Regions from separate parts of the Homo sapiens genome. Here region 2 is linked to region 1. A link is an interaction called in ENCODE POLR2A ChIA-PET data of the cell type or tissue named here. Cell type or tissue: MCF 10A. All regions are shown on one strand. Links, peaks and the distances in the headings refer to the core of each region. The heading gives the core; the rest is flanking DNA. Region 1 overlaps PTP4A2 (protein tyrosine phosphatase 4A2). Region 2 has its middle 9.7 kb from the start of KHDRBS1.

Evidence for each region. ChIA-PET counts read pairs that join two places held together with the same protein. Peaks named below come from ENCODE experiments on the same cell type or tissue, not always from the same donor. Only the 100,000 strongest peaks of a DNase experiment are listed, where the experiment ranks them.
Region 2: POLR2A ChIA-PET joins it to region 1 with 5 read pairs; 7 of 35 experiments call an interaction of 5 or more read pairs at or near these places.

The regions. Positions count from the first base shown.
Region 1 is chr1:31,898,377-31,909,008 of GRCh38, reverse strand. PTP4A2 (protein tyrosine phosphatase 4A2) reads left to right here. Exons shown (of 6, transcript NM_080391.4): 6 at 49-2,588. The coding sequence ends at 157. Among named protein-coding and RNA genes, the nearest start is that of PTP4A2, 35 kb to the left of the region's middle. In MCF 10A, for the core only: no CTCF peak of the experiment used is centred there; a DNase peak (open chromatin) is centred at 4,058.
Region 2 is chr1:31,998,840-32,009,499 of GRCh38, reverse strand. No RefSeq gene overlaps it. Among named protein-coding and RNA genes, the nearest start is that of KHDRBS1, 9.7 kb to the left of the region's middle. RefSeq lists an enhancer at 723-1,282. In MCF 10A, for the core only: a CTCF peak has its summit at 5,753 (motif pointing right); a DNase peak (open chromatin) is centred at 5,739.

The DNA.
Region 1 (10,632 bases), core at 1-8,000:
GACAGCTCTTTTTTTACATGATAAAGTTTGCCATTCTTGTATTTTCAGAAAAAGAAGGGGAGCGTTCAATTCCAAACAGCTGCTTTATTTGGAGAAATACCGACCTAAGATGCGATTACGCTTCAGAGATACCAATGGGCATTGCTGTGTTCAGTAGAAGGAAATGTAAACGAAGGCTGACTTGATTGTGCCATTTAGAGGGAACTCTTGGTACCTGGAAATGTGAATCTGGAATATTACCTGTGTCATCAAAGTAGTGATGGATTCAGTACTCCTCAACCACTCTCCTAATGATTGGAACAAAAGCAAACAAAAAAGAAATCTCTCTATAAAATGAATAAAATGTTTAAGAAAAGAGAAAGAGAAAAGGAATTAATTCAGTGAAGGATGATTTTGCTCCTAGTTTTGGAGTTTGAATTTCTGCCAGGATTGAATTATTTTGAAATCTCCTGTCTTTTTAAACTTTTTCAAAATAGGTCTCTAAGGAAAACCAGCAGAACATTAGCCTGTGCAAAACCATCTGTTTGGGGAGCACACTCTTCCATTATGCTTGGCACATAGATCTCCCTGTGGTGGGATTTTTTTTTTCCCTTTTTTTGTGGGGGAGGGTTGGTGGTATATTTTTCCCCTCTTTTTTCCTTCCTCTCCTACATCTCCCTTTTCCCCCGATCCAAGTTGTAGATGGAATAGAAGCCCTTGTTGCTGTAGATGTGCGTGCAGTCTGGCAGCCTTAAGCCCACCTGGGCACTTTTAGATAAAAAAAAAAAAAAAACAAAAAACAACACCAAAAAAACAGCAGTGATATATATATATATATATATATATATATATATATATATATATATATATATATATATATATATATATAATATAATATATATATATATATATATATTTTCCAGGTGGTTTTTAGTCTTTACTGATGAAAGGGTGTTCATGTTAGTTTCTTCAAAACCCTATCTAATACTAGGCAAAGTAGCCAAGAGCCTTTTGTTTTGTTTTTATTTTGATAAATTAGTGGAGAAATGGCATTTTAAGAGGAGTCTCTTCTCAACTTACCTGAGAGTCGAATTCTTCTCTTCCCTAACCAATGAAGCTAAGTGGTTATCCCAGAAACTTGTCTTCTAAAAGGGAGGACTCCAGGCCATCAATAAAGATGTCCAGGCAGTGAGCGTACTTTTTACACCCTGTAGAATTGTGGGCTGTAGCGTTACTCTGATTTTCTGTCTAGTATCAGAGAATGCTGGTAGCTTAAAATTTTTATTTTAGGACTTGTACTCTGAATTTTCAGGAACCGTCAAAGGAGCAGCAGCAAATTCACATATTTTCGACTTGAGAAATGCTTGTGGTATGTGTTTTCCAAACTGCCCCCTATATGTAAAGTTCAGTTTAACCACTGATTGCCTTGTTATTACTAGGTTTTTTGAGATTAAAAAAAAAAAATCCCTGGTTTAAAACCAACAATGATGCCTAGTGAGTATGTGTCCACAGGCCATAACAGGGTAGAAGAGAGACATCGTGCAACCCAATGAGTAGTGAAGGGACTGTGTTGCTTGTGAAGCGGTGTAGTAGCATTTTTGCAGATTCTTGGCTGGGTTTAGTGTACTGATCTAGAAAAGCTGTTTTTCTGCTCCTTTGTGGAAGGCAGTTATGATCAGGCTGCATGGACAAAGCAGGTAGAGGGGCACCATCAGGGGCTCTTGCACTATTTTCACCTCTAAATATTACGTACTCAGTAGTGCCCTGCTTCTAGGGCTCTGAATACGGGCTTAAAGTCATCTTGTCCTGCTGGAATTTGCTGTGCAGAGCCATAAGCCTCCCATTTTGTTAGCGTCAGCTAGGCCAATAGGAACAGACCGGGACCTTGTCTCACACTGATGATACCTCACATGTTGACCGGCTATGTGAACTGCCTATTTCCTATGCTGGAGTTTTGATTTTTAACTAAACGCAAATCTGTAGATTCTCTCCTCTCCCATCCCAGAAAACAAAACAAAATAATGCTTTTCGAAATTGTTTCTAGGACTTTAAAACATAATGGTATATCCAAAATTCTTTATTTCAGAATGCAACAATAGATTCCATTAATATAGACTCAAGATCAAAACAGCATACCTGCTAAGCTAAGATAGATGGTGTTGATTCCACTGGGTTTTGATCAATACAATAACAAACCTTTTTCCTTTGACATACTCTGAATTTTGTTGTTTGGGGGGAGGGGGTGTGTGTGTGTGTGTGTGTGTGTGTGTGTGTATGTGTGTGTGTGTGTGTGCACGCGCAGTGTCCATCAGTATCAGTGCCTGCCTGAGTTAGGAAAATTACATTCCTGGTTCTGTATTGAGGAGAAGGATGTATAAAGCAACATGAAACATTAGCCCTCCTTTTATTTTAAAGACTAATGTTAATTGTTCTTAAAACTGGATTTTTTTTCCTTAAAGCAATTTTTTTCTTTTCGATTTAATGAAGTATTGCTAGCTGAAGCCAGTTTGACATAGAGAGATGTCAGATTGATTTGAAAGGTGTGCAGCCTGATTTAAAACCAAACCCTGAACCCTTTTAAAGAACAATAAAACATATTTTACACGCTCTTTGTGCATTTTTTTCCTCCATCCTCAAGAGTTTATGTCTGTGCTTATAAAGCGGAGTTTAAGCTGGGTGCAGTGGCTCATGCCTATAATCCCAGCACTTCGGAAGGCCAAGGCAGGCGGATCACTTGAGCCCCAGGAGTTCAAGACCAGCCTGGGTAATGTGTTGAGTCCATCTCTACAAAAAAAAAATGTTTAATAATTAGCTGGGCATGGTGGTGTGTGCTTGCAGTCTCAGCTACTTGGGAGGCTGAGGTGAGAGGAACACTTGAGCCCAAGAGGTTGAGGCTGTAGTGAGCTGTGATCATGCCACTATACTCCAGCCTTGGTGACAGACACCCTGTCCCAAAACAACAACAACAAAACCAAAATTTCACTTACATCTGTTCCCCTTTCTTTGCCTGCTATTTTCAAGGACTGTTTTGGGTCCTGCTAGTTTACTGCAAGGAGGTAAAATAGAGGCTTGGAAATTCAAAGATTTTATGTCACTGAGGTGTTCAGGAAGAGCCAACTTAACCATAGCTGGGATACATCTAGTACATTTTCTGGTTCAGTTCTTGTATACAACCCTGTAGGAATTCAGCATCTTGTCAAAGGCTTGGTTTATACCATAGATTATTATTTTTTAGAGACAGAGTCGTGTAGTGCTTCCCAGGCTGGAGTGCAGTGGCTATTCACAGAGTCAATAATCGCATATACTATGGCCATTCTGAGTAGTCTCTCACTGCACCCAGCTTATTTATACCATAGGTTTTGGTGAAGCATTGCAACTTTGTACTTGAATTCGTATTAAAGAACAATGAGGAAGTAACAGCTCTGTATTAATATATCAGGATTTGGGAGTGTGGAATTTCCCTTTCACTATGGGTAAGCATCCATCCACCCAGGTAACAACATGCTCAGATACTAGGAAAAGATACGACACTCATTTCACTTTGGAGTACCTCAGTCTGGAGGGGGTGTCAGATATGTAGACATAAAACAGTTACAGTGGGTGGTTATAGTACTATTTATAGATCATTGATCCACAGCCTGGGCAACATGGCCAAACCCCAACTTGACAAAAAATACAAAAAGTAACTGGGTGTCGTGGCGCACTACCATCTGGACTACAGTCCCAGCTACTCGGGAGGCTGAAGTGAGAGGATTGCTTGAACATGGGAGGCTGAGGTTGCAGTGACCTGATACTGTGCCACTGCACTTCATCCTGGGTGACAGCGAGACGAGTCTCAGAATTCATTGATCCTGCCACTTCTCTTCACCTCTTTTCACTTCTTCATGTCCTTCATTACCTAGCTTAGGTTCTGTGATGCACTGTGACAATCAGCTTTTCAGCCTTGCCCCATCTCTTGTTGCATTGTACTTCCCTGGCTAAAATCCATTTTTGGTTAAGTTCAGTACTCCACTTTCTGTGCACTTAAGTACTTACACAACTGAACATGCTGATTCAGTCTCTCTAAGGTCATGACCTCCCCGGGCCAGGTGGTACGCGCCTATTAAGTCTCAGTTACTCAGGAGGCTGAGGCAAGAGAATCACTTGAGCCCAGGAGTTTTGAGGCTACATTGTGAAATGATTGTGCCCGTGAACAGCCACTGCACTCCATCCTGGGCAACATAGTGAGACCCTGTCTTGAAAACTAAAGCTATGACCTCACATGAGCCTCAAAACCTCTCAATCCTAGTACATTTCTCTATCCCATTTACACTTTCTCTTAAATTTTTAACACCTTTGCCATCCTCTCAGCTTATGACTTTTTAAAACTTAGAAATAAAATTTTCACAAGCTCCTCCCATCACATCTACTCACCCACCTGCATCTGTGCTACTGTCTTTTAGTTACTATAGGCAGACTGTCCTTGCCCAATTTTTTTTTTTTTTTTTTTGAGACTGAGTCTTGCTCTGTCACCCAGGCTGGAGTACAGTGGCGCAATCTCAGCTCACTGCAACTTCCGCCTCCCGGGAGCAAGCGATTCTCCTGCCTCAGCATCCTGAGTAGCAGGGATTACAGGCACATGCCACCAAGCCCAGCTAAATTTTGTATTTTTAGTAGAGACGGGGTTTCACCATATTGGTCAGGCTGGTCTCAAACTCCTGACCTCATGATCTGCCTACCTTGGCCTCCCAAAGTGCTGGGATTACAGGCATGAGCCACTGCCCGGCCTGTCCTTGCCCTATTTAAGGCAAGCTCTTCCACTTGTGTGCTAAATTCCATCCCTTAACCTGTTCAAAGGGCCCAGAGGTGTAGCCATTTTCCTTCTCTGTCCTGCTCATTAACTTTTCCCCCTACTAGATCATTCCCATGAGCTTATAAACATGCTAGTATTCCATATTTTAAAAAAATCCTTGTTTGACCCCGCATCTGCCCCTTCAGCTGTCATCCCGCTTCTTTGCTCTTCTCTAGTACAAGTTGAGAATTATCTATCTATGCTCTCTACTTCTCTCCTTTGAGCTTGCACCAATGAGGATTTTGACTCCACAGAACAGCCCGTGTTAAAGATCGCCAGAGGCTGGGTGCAGTGGCTCATGCCTGCACTTTGGGAGGCCAAGGCAGACAGATCACATGAGGCCAGGAGTTCAAGACCAGCCTCCCAACATGGTGAAACCCCGTCTCTACTGAAAATACAAAATTAGCTGGATGTGGTGGCACACGCCTGTAATCCCAGCTACTCTGGGTGGCTGAGGCACGAGAATCGCTTGAACCTGGGAGGCAGAGGTTGCAGTGAGCCAAAATTATGCTTCTGTGCTCCTACCTGGTCAACAGAGTAAGACTGTCTAAAAAAAAAAAAAAAAAAAAAAAAAAAAGGATCACCCCGATCGATGGTCAATTCTCATAACTTTTTTTTGAGGGTCTTGTTTTGTCACCCAGGCTGGAGTGTAGTGGCATGATCATAGCTCACCGTAACCTTGAACTCGGGCTCAAACGATCCTACCTCAGCCTCCTGAGTAGCTAGGACTACACGTGCATGTCACTGTGCCCAGCTAATTAAAATTTTTTGGTTGGGTGTGGTGGCTCACATCTGTAATCCCAGCACTTCGGGAGGCCGAGGCGGGCGGATCACCTGAGGCCAGGGGTTCGAGACCAGCCTGGCCAACATGGCGAAACCCCGTCTCTTCTAAAAATACAAAATTAGCCAGGCAGGGTGATGCATGCCTGTAGTCCCAGCTACTCGGGAGGCTGAGGCAGGAGAATCGTGCCATTGCACTCCAGCCTGGGTGACGAGCGAAACTCTGTCTCAAAAAAAAAAATTTTTTTTTTTTTTTTTTTTTGGAGAGACATAGTCTTCATAGCCTTTATTTATTTATTTATTTAGGACATGGAGTCTTGCTCTGTGGCCCAGGCTGGAGTGCAGTGGCGCGATCTCGGCTCACTGCAATCTCTACCTCCTGGGTTTAAGCAATTCTCCTGCCTCAGCCTCCCAAGTAGCTGGGACTACAGGCACGTGCCACCACGCCCAGCTAATTTTTGTATTTTTAGTAGAGATGGAGTTTCACCATGTTGGCCAGGCTGGTCTTGAACTCCTGACCTCAAGTGATCCCTCCACTTCGGCCTCCCAAAGTGCTGGGATTACAGGCGTGAGCTACCGTGCCTGGCCAAAACATAGTCTTTTTATGTTGCCCAGGCTGGTCTTGAGCTCCTGGTCTCAAATGATCCCCCTGCCTCCGCTTCCCAGAGCGCTGAGATGATGAGCATGAGCCACTGTGCCCACCTTCATAACTTCTTTGACATGTCAGCATATGGTACAGTTGACCACTTCCTCTTTGAAATGCTTCATTTGCATGTAGGAAAATAATGCCCTTCTCCCCTAACCCCCCCTCAAATGTCCAGGTTCTAAATCCCTGGAACCTGTGAATGTTATCCTACATGTCAAAGGGACTTTGTGGGTGTGATTAAGTTCGGAATTTTGAGATGGGAAGAATATCTTGGATTATCTTGGTAGGCCTGATCTAATAGCATGGATCCGAAAAGCAGAGAACCTTTCCTAGCTGAGGTCAGAGGGAGATGTGTCTAGGATAGAAGGATCAGAGATTTATTTGAAGGTGGAGGGAAGGGGCCAGGAGCCAAGGAGTGACGGCAGCCTCGAACCTGGAGAAGGCAAGGAAACAGATTCGCCCAACAGCCTCCAAGAAGGAACTTAGCCTGCTAACACCTTGATTTTGGTTGCATGTAGGATTTCTACAGAACTGTAGGGTAAATCTGTGTTGTTTTCAGCCACAATGTTTGAGATAATTTATTATAGCACCAATAGAAAACGAATACAGGTTTTTGCCTCTAGAACACTACACTCCTGAGTTTTCACCTAGTTTAGTTGCCACACCTCAGTTTCGGTTTCTGGTTCCTCATTAGCTTCTACACTTCTGTTCTATCTCCCTGGACTCTATTCTCTGGATTCTAGACCCATATCCAATACCTCCCTCTCATCTCTCACTGATGTGTCATAGTGGAAACTTAACTTTAATTCTTGCTCAAATGTTAGCTTGAGTGAAGCTTTCCATGGCCACCCTATTTGTCCCACTAAGCTTTAGTGTCCTCTGTAATACTTACCACCATCTCACAAGCTTCTTTTTTTTTTTTTTTTTTTTTTTTTTAAAGTTTCACTCTTGTTGCCCAGGCTGGAGTGTGATGGTGCCATCTTGGCTTACTGCAAACTCCGCCTCCTGGGTTCAAGCAATTCTCATGCCTCAGCCTCCCAAGTAGCTGGGATTACAGGCATGTGCCACCACGTCCAGCTAATTTTGTATTTTTAGTAGAGACAGGGTTTCTCCATGTTGATCAGGCCGGTCTCAAACTCCCAACCTCAGGTGATACGCCTGCCTCGGCCTCCCAAAGTGCTGGGATTGCAGACAGGTGTGAGCCACTGCACCCGGCCTCGACCTTTTAATTATTTGTTTCCCCCACCAAAATATAAGCTCAACAAAGGCATAGCTGTTTTTTGTTTTGTGTTTCGTTCACCGTATCTTCAGCACCTCAAATAGTGCTTGGCATGCAGCAGGTGCTCAGTGGATACTGAATGAATGGGTATGGATAGAGACATAGACGAATTATGGTACTGTGATACTAGGGGGTAACTAAAACTGCCCTGGAGCACATCAGGAGATGCTGCAGTGGGCATGTTTGAGCTGGATTTTGAAGGATGAGATAGAAAAGGTTGATACACAATGAGATAGCATGTTCCATCCATCAGAATGGCTATCATAAAAAAGATGGACCATAACAAGTCTTGGGAAGGGTATGAAGAAGTTGGAACCTTTATACATTGCTGGTAATAATATAAAGCGATGGTGCAGTCACTTTTGAAAAACAGTTTGGCAGTTTCTCAAAAAGTTAAACACTTGCCATATGACCCAGCAATTCCAATATGTACAATTTTCAATTCTACATATATACAAGGGAAATGAAGACATTACGGTTACATGGGCTAGGGCGGGGACAGGGTTTCTTTCTGTGGTGATAAAAGTGTTCTGGGATTAGACAGTGGTGATGGTTGCATAACAGTGTGACTGCATTAAATGCTGCTAAGTTGTACACTTACAAAAAAAGGTTGATGTGGGGACAGTACATTTCAGGTTGAGGAAATAATACAAGGCAGTGGAAGTATGAAAGAGCATGGTATTTTTGGGAGAAGGGGCAAGATTTGGTCTCTCTGGAGGGTTTGGATTTGTGCTAGGCAGGTTTGGTTGTCATCAGAGTAGAAGAGGTACTAGACACCCCTTCCTTGTACCTCCCCGTCTACCCCCGAGGCCATAGATGATTGGATCAGGGATAGACAGTTGACTCAACTGCTGACATTGGCCAGCAGATTCTCGTTTTTTTTTTTTTTTGAGATGTAGTGTTGCTCTGCTGCCCAGGTGGGAGTGCAGTGGTGTGATCTCTGCTCACTGCAACCTCTGCCTCCCGGGTTCAAGCGATTCTCCTGCCTCAGCCTCCCAAGTAGCTGGGACTACAGGTGTATGCCACGAGGCCTGGCTAATTTTTGTATTTTTAGTAGAGATGAAGTTTCACCATGTTAGCCAGGCTGGTCTCGAACTCCTGACCTCAAGTGATCCACCTGCCTCAGCCTCCTAGAGTACTGAGATTACAGGCGTGAGCCACCGTGCCCAGCCCAGATTCTCAATTTCAACTGAGGTAGACTCTTGGATGTGAGGGGCCAGTAGGGCCATGTGTATGTTGGGTCATATGTGAGACGAGTAGACATAGGACAGAGGAAGGAGGACGGAGAAGCAGCCCAGGGGAGCAGAGAGAAGAGACTGTGGCCTGGGATTAGGGGAGCAATGCCCCTGAATTCAGAGTTCTTTTTCATAAAGCCCAGCTGCACGTCGTCCCCTGAAGTCCTTTCGATGGTTTCTGTCCCTTCCCTCGCCCCTTGTTTAAAATAGCTTGAGTCAGTTTCTTAATAACCAAGAGAGCCTTGACTAGAAGGGATTATACAAATAGCATGTTAAATGCTGTGACTGAAGCTCCTATAGGTAGAGTGGTGATTTATGCTACATCCTATACACTATTCTAGGCACTGAGGATATAGTGGGAAACAAGAAACACGCTCTGCCCTGGTAGGGCTTACATTCTACTGGAGAAGACAGAGAATAAACAGGTACACAAATTAGTAATCTATTTTCAGATAGTGATTGCTTGAGCTCAGGAGTTTGAGACCAGCCTGGCTAACATGGTGAAACCCCATCTCTACAGAAAATACAAAAATTAGCCAGGCATGGTGGTGCATACCTGTAGTCCCAACTACTTGGGAGGCTGAGGTGGGAGGATTGCCTGAGCCCAGGAGGCAGAGGTGGCAGAAAGAAAGAAATTTGAAACTTTATTGATCATTTCTCAATCTGGAGAAGACATCAGATTCAACTATGTGGTTTATTAAAAATGTCCACGTCCAGGTACCACCCAGATCATTCTGAATCAGTCTCTAGTTGTGAATCCGCTTTGGGCGGTGGGGAGCCATGAAGGTTGGTAAGCACAGCAGCTACGTGGTCAGATCTATTCTCAGAAAGTTATTCAAGGAGCTCCTTAAATCAGAGACCGTACCTGTTATGTAAACCCAGTTCCTGATTTGTACTATGCATGCAACAAATATCAGCTGAAGGAATGAGAATGAATTGGAGAGACTAGAAGCTGAGAGACATTTATGGATGGTGGGTGGATGATAGTTGCAGCAGTTCAGGACAGAAGTGTTGGGGCCTTAACTAAGGGAGCAGCGGATGGATGGGGTAGAAGATTCTTTCCTTTTAGCCACCAGATCCCAGATCTACATGAAAAGGTATCCAGCATATCTACATGCTAATTTCTTTCTTTGTTTCTTTTTTCTTTTTTTGAGACGGAGTCTCGCTCTGTTGCTCAGGCTGGATGCAGTGGCACGATCTCAGCTCACTGCAAGCTCTGCCTCCCGGGTTCACGCCATTCTCCTGCCTCAGCCTCCCGAGTAGCTGAGACTACAGGCGCCCGCCACCACACCCGGCTAAGTTTTTGTATTTTCAGTAGAGACGGGGTTTCACCATGTTAGCCAGGGTGGTCTCGATCTCCTGACCTCGTGATCTGCCTGCCTCGGCCTCCCAAAGTGCTGAGATTACAGGAGTGAGCCATCGCACCTGGCCTACATGCTAATTTCAAAGGATTAATTTACAGGGATATCTGGCCATGGGAAAGATTTGTAAAACCGCCCCTACCTCTTATTTTCTCCACAGATCACACTTGCACATGAAAGTAAATAGAATCCTCTTCACTACTTGCAACCCTGCTAACCACCCCAAACAGGTTAACAGAAGTGTGATATTAGCCATGTTACTTCTGTTTCCTTTGCTGTTTTGGGGTCTGGCAGTCAGGAAGATAGAGAAATAAAATGATAATACTGGCCATCATCTGTTGAGTACTACTGTGCTCAGAATTTCATGTGCATGATCTAATTTAATCTTCATAGGCTACTACATAGGCTTCATCATTGCTAATCCCATTTTATAAATGAGAAAATCAGGAGGTGAAGTAATAGCAAGTTGGTGGCAGGGGCAGTATTAGAATCTGGGCCTGGGCCGGGCGTGGTGGCTCACG
Region 2 (10,660 bases), core at 1,556-9,555, 99 kb before region 1:
GTCCCATTGGAGGCCTTCTGCAAGCTGGAGACCCTGGCAAGCCGGTCGTGTGGCTCAGTCCAAATCTGAGATCCTCAGAACCAAGGAAGCCAGTGGTGTGATGCTTAGAGGATGAAGGCCTGAGAACCCAGGGGCTGCTGGTGTAAGTCCTGGAGTCCAAGGGCTGAAGAGCATGGGGATCTAATGTCTAAGGACAGGAGAAGAAGAGTGTCCTAGCTCCAGGAAGAGAGACAGGAAATCCCTTCTTTGCCTTTTGTGTTCATTCTGGGCCCTAGCCCATTAGCTGGCGCCCGCCCACATTGAGGGCGGATCTGTACCATTCAGTCCACTCACAGGCCACTCTCTTCTGGGAACACACTCACAGACACACCCAGAAATAATGCTTTATCAGTCCTCTGGGTATTCCTTAATCCGGTGAAGTTGACACCGAAAATTAACCATCACACTAGCTCAGACTCCTCTTCCCTCTCCTTGATAAAACAGAGATGGCCGGGCGCGGTGGCTCACGCCTGTAATCCCAGCACTTTGGGAGGCCAAGGCGGGTGGATCATGAGTTCAGGAGTTCGAGACCAGCTTGGCCAACATGGTGAAACCCCCATCTCTACTAAAAGTAAAAAAATTAGCCGGACGTGGTGGTGCGCACCTGTAATCCCAGCTACTCGGGAACCTGAGGCAGGAGAATCGTTGGACCCTGGGAGGCGGAGGTTGCAGTGAGCCGAGATCGCGCCACTGCACTCCAGTCTGGGCGACAGAGCAAGACTCTGTCTCAAAACAAACAAACAAACAAACAAACCAAAAACAGAGGATATAACAATGCCTGCCCCAGGGCTGTTAGGGTTAACACATACAGGGTTAACATGATAGTATCTATAAAGCACTTAGCACAGAGGCTGGCAATTAGTAGGTACTTCATAAGCAATATTGGCCATTGTTATGATCACCACACACATTTATTGAGTACCCTACTGCAGACTTTCACTTTCACATGAATCCCTACGGGAATGACTAGAAGGACTGAAACTTGCCTAGAGCTCCTGACCTGTGTGATCTCAGCAGGTGGGAGATCTGCAGGCCCCATCTACCTCTCCTGCATTGCAGCCAGTTCCCAGGAGACAAAAGGCCCCAGCCCTGGGCAGGAGAGTTTCTCTTCCAAGAGTGTAGTTCAGGTGGCGCGGTGGCTCATGCCTGTAATCCCAGCACTTTGGGAGGCTGAGGCTGGTGGATCACAAAGTCAGGAGTTCAAGACCAGGCTAGCCACGATGGTGAAACCCCGTCTCTACTAAAAATACAAAAATTAGTTGGGCGTGGTGGTGGGTGTCTGTAATCCCAGCTACTCGGGAGGCTGAGGCAGAGAATTGCTGAAACCCACGAGATGGAGGTTGCAGTGAGCCGAGATCACACCACTGCATTCCAGCCTGGGTGACACAGCGAGACTGTCAAAAAAAAAAAAAAAAAAAAGAAAAGAAAAAGAAAAAGAAAAGAAAGGAAAAGAAAAAAAGTGTAGTTCATTTGTTCAATTTTAAACACCTACTTGGTGCCAAATATGTGGAGGGAAGGGGAAGGAGATGGGGAGACCAAAATTCAACATTAAGAGAAAGTCCCTACTCTCAAGGAGACAAATATGTAAATCAAGTTGCCATGTAGAATGAAAGGTGTTGTAATAGAAGACTGTGCAGAGACACATAGGTATGCACAGGAGAGAGTGACTGACCAACTGCCCAGATGAGGTAGGAAAGCTGAGTATTTGGGAAGTGGCCAGGTGGAGGGAGGGCCAGGGCATTTAAATGTTGGGAGTTCAGCAAAGCTTGGTCCTGTGCCGGTACTCCTTCCTCCATGTTTACAGCTCTGGAATTCAGATCTCCAACTCAAACTTCTGAATTCCAAATCCAGAAAGCCAATTGCATCCCTGACATCCTCATCTGGATGTCTCAGAGGCTCCTCAAACTCAACATGTCCCCAGTAGAACCCAAACTGCAGGCATTAGCGGTGCTGCTCTGGGCCCAGCTCCCCTTTCATGGAACTTTTCCTCTCTCCGGCCTGCTCCAGCGCAGAAAGAGAACATGGGGCCCGCAGATTTGAAGGAGTCACTCACTTTGAGGCTTGCCCTTTGCCACCCTCATAATAGTCTGAGTCCTGCCCACAGGGTCATCAGGCACTCCCACAGTAGGCACCTTTGGTAGGGGCAGAGGGGATCAGAGCAAGGCTGATGTGACCAGTGATAGCCTTGTGTGAAAAGTCCCTAGAGAAATCCCAGAAATACTTGAAGGAGACTTTGCTGGGGCAAGAACAGGAACTTGGGATGATTAGCATTCACGTGGCTTTGTTTGAATCCACAGACCACTGAGGCTTGTGTGATGTTTGCATTATAATCATCTTTTTTTTTTTTTTCCTGCCTGTCCTGCTAACCAGAAAGTGAGCTGCTTGCCAGGTGCAGTGGGTCACATCTGCAATCCCAGCACTTTGGGAGGCCAAGGCAGGCAGATCACCTGAGGTCAGGAGTTTTTAGACCAGCCTGGCCAACATGGTGAAACCCCATATCTACTAAAAATACAAAAATTAGCCAGGTGTGGTTGTGGGCGCCAGTAATCCCAGCTACTCGGGAGGCTGAGGCAGGAGAATCGCTTGAACCCAAGAGGTGGAGGTTGCAGTGAACCGAGATTGCATCACTGCACTCCAGCCTGGGCGACAGAGCGAGACTTCATCTAAAATAATAATAATAATAATAATAAATAAAAAATAAAAATTACCCAGGCATGGTGGCGGGCACCTGTAATCCCAGCTATTTGGGAGGCTGAGGCAGGAGAATCGCTTGAACCTGGGAGGTGGAGGTTACAGTGAGCCAAGATCGCGTCATTGCACTCCAGCCTGGGCAACAAGAGTGAAACTCCATTTCAAAAATAAATAAATAGATAGGCTGGGCGCAGTGGCTCCCAATCCCAGCACTTTGGGAGGCTGAGGTGGGTGGATCAGCTGAGGTCAGGAGTTCGAGACGAGTCTGGCCAACATGGCAAAACCCCGTCTCTACTAAAACTACAAAAATTAGCCAGGTGTGGTGGCACCTGCCTTTAATCCCAGCTACACGGGATGCTGAGGCAGGAGAATTGCTTGAACCTGGGAGGTGGAGGTTGCAGTGAGCCGAGATCGCACCACTGCACTCCAGCCTGGGTTACAGAGAAAGACTGTCTCAAAATAAATAAATAAATAAACAAACAAACTCCCACTCTGCCCTTTGCCACTGACCTGCTCCTCCTCAGTGTCTGTATCTTAGGGAACAGCACCCCTAACTCACTGCACACCCTGGATATCTGAGACTTGTTCTGACTTCCCTCCTCTGCCTCATCACTCTACCCCCACCACATACAAACCATTCTTAAGTCCTTTGTTGCTTACCTCATAAATACTGAAAATCCCATCCACATTTCTCTGTCTCCCCTGCCTCTGCCTCCAGCTGAAGTGCCATAATGCCTCTCTTGAACTTCTGCCACCTCTGACCTGGTCCCCTACTTCCACTCCTTTTCCCCTTTTCTATTTTCAACCCAGAAGCCAGAATAGTATTTTTCCTATTGCCTTTAGGATAAAGACCTGAGTCCTGTTAACATGTTTGACCTGCCCCTACCTGTATGCCTTTCTTTTCTTTTTTTATAGAGATCGGGTCTCACTGTATTGCCCAGGCTGGAATGCAGTGGCGCCATCATAGCTCACTGCAGCCTCCAACTCCTGGCCTCAAATGATCCTCCTTCCTCAGCCTCCCAAGTAGCTGGGACTACAGGTGCTACTGTGCCCAGCTACACATGGCTTTCTTACCTCATCTCATGCCATTCTCCTCCCTGGTTCCTGTGCTTAGCAACCCTGGCCTTTTTCAGTTCCTCAAATAAGCCAGACTCCTGCTTCCTCTCGACCACACCCATTCTGGTTCCTTAGCTTAAAACTCCAATCACTGTCCCCCTTCCTCCAATCCAGTCCCTTGTCTTTTCTTTCTTTAGCTACTCCTCTTTTCTTTAGCTACTGTAATTCCTATATATTCTTCCGATATAGTCAATTGCCACTTCTTCAGGGAAGGTGTCCAGGCCCCCTAGTGCAGATTGGCTTAGCTCCCTTTGTTACATGCTTTCATGGCTCCTTCCTAAAACAGCACCTTTTAAATTTACCTCTTTGGGGCTGGATGTGGTGGCTCATTCCTGTAATCCCAGCATTTTGGGAGGCCAAGGTGGGTGGATTACTTGAGCTCAGGAGTTCGAGACCAGCCTGGGCAACATGGCGAAACCCTGTCTCTACCAAAAAAAAAAAAAAAAAAAAATTCACTGGGTGTAGTGATGTGAGCCTGTGGTCCCAGCTACTTGGGAGGCTAAGGTGGGAGGATTGCTTGAGCCCAGGAGGTGGAGGTTGCGGTGAGCCGAGCTCATGCCACTGTACTCCATCTTGGGTGACAGAGTGATACCCCATCTCAAAAAAAAAAAAAAAAAAACCACACAAAAATTTACCTCTTTGTGATTATTTGAGTAACCTCCATCTCTGCAACTCAAATGTAAGCTCTATGAGAGCAGGAACTTTGTTTCTGGTGTTTAAGGTTATGTCCCCAGCACAGTGCTGGTCTGGATTGGCTGATCAGTAAATATTTGTTGACTCAATGAATATCAATAGGAACAGCACATGCAAAGACAACAAAACTTTACAAAACTTGGTGTGGGTCCCTGGAATGGCAAGTTGCGGGATATGAGCTAGATTTGGATGAGTGGGGAGGGGCTCATGGAAGATGGCAGGAGATAAGGCCAAAAGGTAGTCTGAGCCGGGCGGGCTGGCTCACGCCTGTAATCCCAGCACTTTGGGAGGCGGAGGCGGGTGGATCACGAGGTCAGGAGATTGAGACCATCCTGGCTAACATGGTGAAACCCCGTCTCTACTAAAAATACAAAAAAAATTAGCCGGGCGCGGTGGCGGGCGCCTGTAGTCCCAGCTACTCAGGAGGCTGAGGCAGGAGAATGGCGTGAACCCGGGAGGCGGAGCTTGCAGTGAGCCAAGATCGCGCCACTGCACTCCAGCCTGGGTGACAGAGCGAGACTCCGTCTCAAAAAAAAAAAAAGGTAGTCTGAGTCTTGATGCTCAGATAAGGAGATAGAGTGCCAGTGGAGAACAGTGAGATAACGTGGTCAGACGCGGAAAGGAGGGAAGAACACCACAGCTCACAGGTTAGATTTAGCCTATCCATATGTTTTAAAATTGGGCCTATCTAGGCCGGGCGCAGTGGCTCACGCCTGTAATCCCAGCACTTTGGTAGGCCGAGGCGGGTAGATCACAAGGTCAGGACCGACCTGGCCAAGATGGTGAAACCCCGTCTCTACTAAAAATACAAAAATTAGCCGGACGTGGTGGCAGGCACCTGTAATCCCAGCTACTTGGGAGGCTGAGGCAGAGAATTGCTTGAACCTGGGAGGTGGAGGTTGCAGTGAGCCAAGATTGTGCCACTGCACTCCAGCCTGGGCAACACAGTGAGACTCCATCTCAAAAAATAAAATAAAATAAAATAAAATAAAATAAAATAAAATAAAATAAAATAAAATTAGGCCTACCTAACTTTAAAAAATTGAATTAGTTGCCAATACTTAAACATTAGGAGATTTCATATTTTTTAAAAAGTTCTGGATTTCTGGTTTTTCTTGAAACATCAGATGTTCTAGGGACGTACAGGAGTTCTGGGCTCATACTCCTCCAAGCAATAACTAGCTTCTGCCTTTAGATGGCACTACCTCTAACTCCCCAGGCGTTTATGCTACCAGCCTGCCTCTTTAAGCGTTTGATTGAGGTAGTGATCCTGTCCTAGATCATTCTGGTCGTGGAATGGGAGAGGAGACTGCAATGGCAGTCAGAGAAGCCCAGGGAGAGAAGGGAGTTCACCCTCAATTTGGAGATATGTAGACCCAAGGGACACTATATTTGGGCTCAGTCAGGCTCAGGCCTGGGGCTGGGGAGGGGGATAATATTCAGAACTTAGGGCCACCCTTTCACATTAGAAGCTTAGTTTGGGCTCAAAGAGAATATAAAAGCAAAGGAATCCACTGTGATGCTGGCTGATCTGAGAGCAACCTTTGGAATTTTAGCAAAATAAATGCCACCTTCTGGGCTCAGGCTCACCTCTGTCCTCTTCATGCCTCAGAGAGATAAAAGATGAGTAAAGCTGTGGACCTCACTGTAGAAGAAACTGGCAGTCTTGAGGGAAAGGAAGGCATTTAAAGAACTAAATAATAGGCTGGGTGCGGTGGCTTACACCTGTAATTGCAGCACTTTGGGAGGTCGAGGCGGGTGGATCACCTGAGGTCAGGAGTTCGAGACCAGCCTGACCAACATGGTGAAACCCCATCTCTACTAAAAATACAAAAATTAGCCGGGTGTAGTGGCAGGTGCCTGCAGTCCCAGCTACATGGGAGGCTGAGACAGGAGAATCGCTTGAACTTGGGACCTGGAGGTTGCAGTGAGCCGAGATCATGCCCACTGCACTCCAGCCTGGGCGACAGAGCGAGACTCCATCTCAAAAACAACAACAACAACAACAACAACTAAGTAATATATGCAAGATAATAGAATGGAGAAGCATTTATTCATTTAACAAATATATTTTGAACATGTACCATGTGCCAGACACTGTGCTCAGTCCTGGGGACATAGTCATGAAAAAGACAGATATTGCACCTGCCCTCATGGTGCTTATACTAGCTGGTGTGGGAAGTGGGAAGTAAGGGGATGATGGAATTAATTCTTTTTTTTTTTTTTTTTTGAAACACTCTCGCTCTGTTGCCCAGGCTGGAGTGCAGTGGTGTGATCTCAGCTCACTGCAACCTTAACTTCAGGTGATTATCATGCCTCAGCCACCCAAGTAGCTGGGATTACAGGCATGCGCCACCACGCCTGGCTAATTTTTGTATTTTTAGGAGAGACCAGGTTTTGCCATGTTGGCCAGGCTTGTCTTGAACTCCTGACCTCAAGTGATCCACCCACTTTGGCCACCCAAAGTGTTGGGATTACAGGCGTGAGTCACCATGCCCGGCAAATAATGGAATTAATTCTGAAGGAAGTTTAGATGGGGTGGGAATTCTGGAAGGCAAATGTTTGAGCAGGGCCTAGAAAGAAGAATACAATTTTACTAGGGACTGGGGTAAAGGATAGAAGGTCTATTTTGTCAGAGGAAAGAACAGAAAGAGGGGCACAAACTGGTGAGAATCTGTGAGATGCTTGAGAATAGCAAAGTTATCAGATTGGAGTGATTCTTGTAGGAGAGAAGGAAGCAATTGTTTAGACCCTGAGATGCCTTCTAACGTAAATACCATTGTGTTTTTTTTTCCTAGAAATTGAATTATTCACAATGGAACTGTTTCAAAAATCACTAAAATGAGAAAGCAGTCCAAAAGTGAAAACGCTGTTGTCTTAGTGTATAAAGTTTCACTTCCCGCACTTTGGGAGGCCAAGGCAGGCATATCACCTGAGGTCAGGAGTTCAGGACCAGCCTGAACAACATGGTGAAACCTCGTCTCTACTAAAAATACAAAAATTAGTAGGGCATGGTGGCGTGCACCTGTAATCCCAGCTACTGGGGAGGCTGGGGCAGGGGAATCAATTAAGCCCAGGATGCAGATGTTGCAGTGAGCCAAGATCGCACCACTGCACTCCAGCCTGGGTGACAGAGCGAGACTTTGTCTTAAAGAAAAAAGAAGTTTCACTGTAAAACAAGATGATCTTTTAGAAGTAACATAACACTGGAGAACTTACACATCAGAATGAGAGGTGCCTGAATTTCCCTTTGCAAATTCCCTTTAGAGCCTAAAGTTTATTCTTCAAAATATTGACACAGGTGACAAATTTTATTTATTTTTTATTTTTGAGACAAGGTCTCACTCTGTTGCCCAGGCTGAGTACAGTGGCACAATCATGGCTCACAGCCTCAAACTCCTGAGCTCAAGCGATCCTCCTGCTTCAGTCTTCCCAGTAGCTGGGACAACAGGCACGTACCATCATGCCCAGTTAATTTAAATTTGTTTCTTTTGTAGAGATGGGGTTTCACTGCCATGACCAGGCTGTTCTTTAACTCCTGGACTCAAGCGACCCTCTGCCTCAGCCTCCCAAAGTGCTGGGATTACAGATATAAGCCACCATGCCCAGCTGTGAATCTAGTTTTCTTCTGTAACTTTTTTCTTCATGCCATCTTGTCTAAGAGCTTGTGTAACTTTTGAAGTGATCCTGAAGTCAGTTCTAAAAGATAAGGCCCCAAAATACCTTTGAGCAATATGGCACTGTCAGAGCAAGGATAGACACACCCGCCCAAGGTGACTACTTCGAAGGCAGCATTTGCTCCATTCATGAGGCATGCATGCATTAATTCATTCAATGAATATTTATTACATACCTACCGAATAGATGCCAGCCATTGTACTGGATGTGGGGTAAGCGGTAAACAGGATAGACAGGGTTCCTGCTTTTGTGCTGCTTTCTACATAGGGGAGACAGATAAACACCAAGTAAACAGGGTAGAAATAAGTTCTAGAAAGATGATAAAATGGCCAGGTGTGGTGGCCCATGCCTGTAATCCCAGCACTTTGGGAGACTGAGGTGGGCAGATCACCCGAGGTCAGGAGTTTGAGACCAGCCTGGCCAACATGGTGAAACCCCGTCTCTATTAAAAATACAAAATGTAGCTGGGAGCGGTGGTGCACACCTAGTCTCAGAAAAAAAAAAAAAAAAAGATAAAACAAGATACTGTGATAGAGTGACTGAGAAGGGATGGGTTGCTACTTTAAGTAGGATGGTCCAGGAAGGTCTCTCTCGGGGGTTCCTGATCGGGGAGAAGAAGCCAGCCATGGCAAGTACTAGGGGAAGAGCTCTCTGGACAAACGGTGCAGCGAGTGCAGCTACCCTAAGACAGGTACTGGTGAAGTGAATTCTAAGAAAAAAAAGAAAGGCCGTATGGCTGGGGAAGACAGTGAGCACAAGCAGGTAGAAATGAGGTGGGTGAGGTAGGTAGGGTCACAATGCTGCATGGCCTTGTAGGCTGTGCTGAGCTTTCTCTAGCTGTTGTGTAGAAATTGGGAGAAAAACGAAACCATGAGGACCAATTAGGAGACTACTACACTAAATATGCAACAAATATTTACTTATTGAGCATTTACTATGTGCCAGAACTATGCTAGAGGCTAAGGATATAATGGTGAATAAGATGTGGGTTCCTATCCTCAGGATACTGATGATTGCGGGGGGCAACACAGATAAATACACTGGCAGTTGCAGAGCAGAGTGGGTAAAATAATAAGAATAAGATTAAGTACAAGGTGTTATAGGAGTACAGAGGAGGGTCACCTAACCCAGTCTCAGGTTAAGGAATGCTTCCTGGAGGAGGTGTCATCTAGGCTGAACTTAAAGGACCTCAGGAGTTAGCCAGGTAAAGGGCTGGAGAAGCGCATCCCAGACACATGAGAGGTTGTAGAGCGAAGAGAGAACTTGGTTGTTTGAGGACCTACCTGTAGTTCAGAGGACCTACCTATCTTAGGGGTTTATATCCTGTTAAAAAAGAGATTGGTCTAAGTTTATTTTATTCTTTTTTTTTTTTTTTTTTTTTTTGAGACAGAGTTTCGCTCTTGTCACCCAGGGTGGAGTGCAGTGGTGTGATCTCGGCTCCTTGCAACCTCCTCCGCCTCCTGGGTTCAAGTGATTCTCCTGCCTCAGTCTCCCAAATAGCTGGGATTACAGGCACCCACCACCACGCCCAGCTAATTTTTGTATTTTTAGTAGAGACAGGGTTTTGCCATGTTGGCCAGGCTGGTCTCAAACTCCTGATCTCAGGTGATCTGCCTGCCTCAGCCTCCCAAAGTGCTGGGATTACAGGCGTGAGCCACTGCACCTGGCCATCTACCGTGCTTGGCCTATTTTATTCTTATAAGCCTCTTAAGTTTGCATAGGAAAGGCATTCAAAGGTTTTTCAGCAGTGGAATGACATGGTTCATGGTTGGGCCTGCCCAACTCTCACCTGCCTTTCTCCCTACTCTCAAGTCAGTCTTAACAATCAACTGCTGAGCTGAAACTTTGAATCTGATATTATACTCAGTGTTGATAAAGAAGAGAGCATATTGGTCCTACTGAGTAGCTAGGACTACAGGTGTGCACCACCATGTCCGGCTAATTTTTGTATTTTTAGTAGAGACAGGGTTTCACCATGTTGGCCAAACTGGTCTCGAACTCCTGACCTCAAATGATCCACCTGCCTTGGCCTTCCAGAGTGCTGGGATTTCCGGTGTGAGCTACCATGCCCACTTCCTACCTAGGTGAAAAGGAACAAAGGAGGGAAAAATCAAGATGTTTTTAGTCTCTGAGTATCGGAAAAGGACTACCCGAAAAACTGCCTGAGACCACTTACATCCTATCATCAGTGAGGCCACAGCCCAGAGGTAGAGTGTAGTAAAGAGACTTGAGGCCTACTTTAAGTTTTTTTTTTTTTTTTTGAGATGGAGTCTCGCTCTGTCACCCAGGCTGGAGTGCAATGGCACAATCTCGGCTCACTGCTAGCTCTGCCTCCTGGGTTCATGCCATTCTCCTGCCTCAGCCTCTCAATTAGCTAGGACTACAGGCGCCTGCCACCATGCCCAGCTAATTTTTGTATTTTTAGTAGAGACGGGGTTTCACC